2 separate regions of the Homo sapiens genome follow, and region 1 is linked to region 2. The links are chromatin loops, found by intact Hi-C in ENCODE. Cell type or tissue: PC-9. All regions are shown on one strand.

Region 1 (2,500 bases), 92 kb after region 2:
AGTCATCTTGTCATTTTACCTTCATGTTCAACTATGAGAAACAACAGACTAAGATTGTATCTCTATTTATTTGTAACGAAATAGTCACAGGATCCTGCCTCCCTGGCCAGGAGCTCAGGCTGGTTTGGAACCATATGGAAGGAGGCAGCTCAGGAAGACTGGCAGCAGGGAGAGGTAAGCAACACTCAGGGAGGACACAGAGATGTCAGCATTTCCAAAGAAGTCGGAAGCTCCCCTTTGCTCTTCTCACAAATAAGTTTCCCAAGAAGGGGCAGATGGGGCGGATGGTTCTTAGGACACAAGGTCCCACCGAACATCTGCAGCATTGAAGTGAAAGGGGAAAAATGACTTGGAAATGCCCCTTCACTGCAAAGCAGCCAGTACCGGAGGCCACAGAGGAGGGTGGCCAGGGACAGACAAAGTGCCCAGTGCCAGCCCAGCCGAGAGGCGGCACGTGGGGAGTTGGGAACTTACTGTGCTGGGCCTGGGCAGGGACCACCGGCCAGGGCTGCTTTTCCCTTCCAGAAACAGCTCCTCCTACGTTTCGCTCCTTCCCCTGCTTTAGTCAAGCACACCCCTCTTCGTGTTAATGTCTCGGCAGCTCTGGGCATAAAGGAGGCAGCTGGAATAGCCCACCAGGTGGGAGAGCCTGGTGAGTGTGGGAGTCCCCAGAACCACAGCCAGGAGCAGCTGGCAGGTGTGCCCGGCCCCACGGTGAGCACGCAGGCATGGAGCTCACAGGACAATGTCCGCCCGGGGCTGAGGGCCAGCCTGCCGAGGGCCAGCCTGCCAAGGGCCTGAGGGACAGGAACAAGAACAGCGCTCTCCGGGAGAGCCTTCTGACCAGGAAGCTGAGTGGCTGTGCCTTCCTGGGGACTAGCCACTAGGGAGAACCGCCTCTCAAAAGTTCCCCCAGGAAAAACAAAACCTACTTCGAGCTGCTGGGAGGGCAGGTTACTCACCTCTGTATCCCAGGTAACAGATGCCTGATGCCCACTGGCCTTCCTCCCTCCCTCTTTCCTTCCTCTCCCCCAACCCCATTCTCTCCTTTACCACTTCCTTCCTTAGTTCATTTTTGCTCCACTTCATTCCAAATAGAATTTGAGATGACTCATCGAATGAATTCAACATAACTAAATAAAATTTTTAAAATAAAAACCAAACCAATAAACAAGCACAAAAACAGGGTTAAAGACAAGAGTGGCCAGGCCAGAGAGAAGGAAAGGTATGCAGCGAAACCTCAGTTATGGGAATGAGGCACCAGACGGTTCTGAGTTACAAAACGGGAGATGGAGGCCGGATACACGGCAGATCTTGGTGACATAGAGTCCCGGACCTGCCCGAGGCGGGTTTATTTCCTCACTTAGCACTCAGAGCTAAGAGGAAGGGTGGCCAGCCCGGGCCACATCGTGTCCTCAGCTGTTAGACTCACCCAGGCAGCTGTTTAAACTGATCTCACTGATCTCATGACTACATGGTCAGTCACGTCCCTTTAACTGACAGGGAGATTTGTGTGTGCTTTTTTGTAACATCTTACATGCACTTACATTCTTTTATTTTTATCACTTATTTCATAACGAAAACATTTCTTCACATAGAAAAGTGGACCAAGGGAGGGGAGGTGGGGAGGGCCTCATTGGGCCCCCAGCATAACCCTATCAGTGGGCAGGGTGTTCTGGGGGCGCCCATTCCACTGGAAACCACGTGGTGTCTCCTTCCAGGCTGAACACAAACAGGGGGCCCCAGTTTATAACTAGCCAGGGGTGCACTGCTCAGACCAGGCTCAGCTCCACAAGGCAGCCTGCGCTTCCTGCCACCTGCCCACCATTTGGCAGGGGCAGACACAGCAGTGACGGCAGGGGGTCAAAATAGGACCACCTGTCCCTTTACTGGCCACAGTCATCAGACCCGGAGACACTAAACAGGACTTTAACTCCTCCGAGCATTGGTTTCCACCTCTGTGAAACTAGCTGACAACACCACCAGCCTCCCAGGATCTCTGTGGGGACTAAGAAGATGCCTCAAGGCACCAAGCCCAAGCCAGCAGCACTCATCATCAGCCCTGGGGGAGAGAGGAGGGTTGCATGTGTTGTTTCCAGTCCAACTCCCGCATTTTACAATGGAGGAAAGGCCATGGGGAGGGGCTGCTCTGGGGGGGCAACAGCTGGGCAGGGTGTGGCACCCTGAGGACAGGCCAGTTTATTCCTTACTTCATGGTGACAGAAAACAGGCCGAGCCCTAGAGAGCCAGCTCTCTCAAAGTACCCCCAATGGGAGTGTCCTCAACTGCAGGCAGCGGCCAGCCAGGCAGAGCCAGGCAGGGGGCTCCCATCCATAGGCGAGCAAGTTAGCAAGGGCGGCCTGGGAGGGAAGTGCCTTCTCTAGAAGGTGACAACATTGTTAATGAGCCCGTGTTAATGTCAGTCATCTCCGGAGTCTGAAAGTGCCCTGCAGCAGGTGGGAGGGGTTATGTATGCTGAGTCCACTCTGGAGTATGCCCT
Region 2 (2,500 bases):
ACTGAGACCATCCAGAGACAGCCCCCAAAAGGCAGAGGTGCTGCCATCAGCCCTGGTCTCTTGCTGACGCCTGAGTCCTTGGAGGGCTCCAGGAGTGTCTATGCCTGGTGCTGCGGTCACTCCTCCATCCTCCACCTCAGATGCGCACGCTGCTGTCTTCCCCCATGCTCTGAGGGCCCGGCACTGGCAGGATGATGCCCATAACTGGGCACTGCTCAGTTATAACACACAGTACGGAAATAACGACACCTGGACTTTTAGAAAGTACCATGGATCCCCTGTGTCCCTAGCACGGATCTGAAACCCCCATACCCAGATCACTAATAGCCAAATTCAAGGCCCCTTCATTCTTCCAATGTCCAGCTGCTACGGGCGCAGGCGCTGGGGCCCACTTGCTTACTTCCCTCCCTCCCTCCTGAGATTCTTCCTCTGCAGAGTTGGAGGCCAATGCCACCCCATGGAACCCCCATCCTGCCTAAATGCTATCCTCCATTGTCTCTGGGACCCTAATAGAGCTCCCAGGCTCAGTGCACCTTCTCAGTGCCTTCTCTTCTGGTAAGACAGTAACCATGCCAAAAAAAAAAAAAAAAAACAAGCAAGGGCCCAGCCCAAGACCCCAAGGCTCGCCTCTGCCCTCAGGGAAGAGCCACACTCCTTGGCCCCCATCCTGGCCCTCCATGGTGGGGCCTATCTGCATCTCCAGCCTCACTCCCCAGCACTGAACTTCCCTGGCACACTATGCTTTCTCCCGGTCTGCCTCTCCTCCAGACCATCTGCCTGGTAAGGATCCCTCTGCCTCACAAGGCCTGGCTGAGAGGCTCTGGCTGAGCACCCCCAGCACGTTCCCCAACTCTGGAGTTGAAATGAGGTGGGACTGTCTGCCTGTCTCCACTTTGTGAGGCTGTGAGCCTTCTGCCACGGAATCAGAGCTTGCAGATAAGCTGCTTTCTGAATCCTAAAGCGCTCTTCCAGCTTTCACATTTGGTTCCTTTGGTTGGGGTTTAGCACACAATTTAAATCAACGGGCTCTCCATGGTCAATTATTAAAAGCTTACAGTTTCCATTGCTCTGAACTTTCTTTAGGATGCACAGGTTATCAGCCATGGGTTAGCACTAACAGAGCAGATGCCGAGTCTGGGAGGGACATTAAATGCCTGGTGGGAATGCCACAGCACTATCTGCAAGCAGAACAGGGCCTGCCAGGTTGCTGTCATCACAGGGTGGAGGTTGATGTAACATGAATAAAATATTTTGACAACATGAAGCAAAGAGCCCTCAAGGTATGAAAAAAAACCACAGAACTGGCTTTTTGCCACCCACGGAATCATGAATTTCACAGGTTGAGTCATTTCTTTTGTTACTGGGATATCATCAGTTGAAATATTCTCCCACTTAAAAGGGTATGATACAAAAAACCCACCACGTGCAGGCTGAAACCAGGCTGAGACCCAGAGTGGGGCGGGGACAATGAGCCTGGCAGCAGCACCCAGGGGCTCTTCCACAAAACACCAGTGGCAGCAGAAGTCAGACCAGAGTGAGGGAGCAGGGCCTCATGGCTGGCAGGCACTTGTGGGGAGTAAAATGTCCCCAAACCAACTCCCTGAATCTCACCCATTCTACAAGAAGGATACAAAACTGTGCTCACTGGCACACAGAGCACCCAGGTCTCAGCCACCAGAGCTTTGTGATACCCCACCTCTGGAGGGCCTCTCTCTGATCTTGTAGGTGGGCAGGGCTACTCTACACTGTCCAGCGATAAATCTCCCCTCAGTGCCCATTCAGCAGAGTAGTTCAGGTCTCAAAAGGATCATTTGCAGTTCCGCCTGTCCCAGACCCCTGTATTTGCAAACATATGTCGAACTCTTCCTGCATGCCAGGGAAAAAAAATAATGAGCACTTCCCTCAACAGGTTTACTGGCTGGTGTAAGAGTGTGAGTTTAGTGGAATTAGGACATAGCCATGGGGTGCAGAGTCAGAGAGACGAGAGCTCTGTTACGTGTCCTGGTGAAATGAAGGTACCTAAAACAGTGTAGGCACTCAGAGTAACAGTTCTTACTATTACCAACATCATCAACATCACCATCACTAACACCACCATAAACATCATCACTATCATCACAGTCATCACCGTCATCATCACTATCACCAAAGCATCATCACCACCATCAGCATCATCACCATCATCACAGTCATAACCATCATCACTGTCATCATCACCATCACCATTACCACCATCAACATCATCACAGTCATCACCATCACCATCACCACCATCAACATCACCATTACCACCATTAACATCATCACCACCATCAACATCACCACCATCATCAGAGTCATTTACCATCACCATCACCAACATCATCACAGTCATCACCATCATCAGGGTCATCACCATCACCATCAACATCATCACCACCATCACCGTCATCATCCACCATCACCACCATCAATATCACAGTCATCACCATCATCATCATCATCATCATCACCATCATCA

The links. Peaks named below come from ENCODE experiments on the same cell type or tissue, not always from the same donor. Only the 100,000 strongest peaks of a DNase experiment are listed, where the experiment ranks them.
Region 1: it touches region 2 in a loop (5-fold over the local background); 1 of 110 quality-filtered maps calls a loop at or near these places.

What each region holds. Positions count from the first base shown.
Region 1 is chr7:47,452,459-47,454,958 of GRCh38, forward strand. The region is part of intron 4 of TNS3 (tensin 3); the gene reads right to left. Among named protein-coding and RNA genes, the nearest start is that of SNORD151, 11 kb to the right of the region's middle. In PC-9, a CTCF peak has its summit at 1,179; DNase peaks (open chromatin) are centred at 923, 1,373 and 2,023; H3K4me3 peaks cover 2,302 bases; H3K27ac peaks cover 2,500 bases.
Region 2 is chr7:47,360,633-47,363,132 of GRCh38, forward strand. All of the region lies in intron 17 of TNS3 (tensin 3), which reads right to left. It overlaps LOC124901629 (a long non-coding RNA gene), which reads right to left and starts at 573. Exons shown (of 2, transcript XR_007060319.1): 1 at 1-573. In PC-9, no CTCF peak of the experiment used is centred here; a DNase peak (open chromatin) is centred at 1,289; H3K27ac peaks cover 1,540 bases.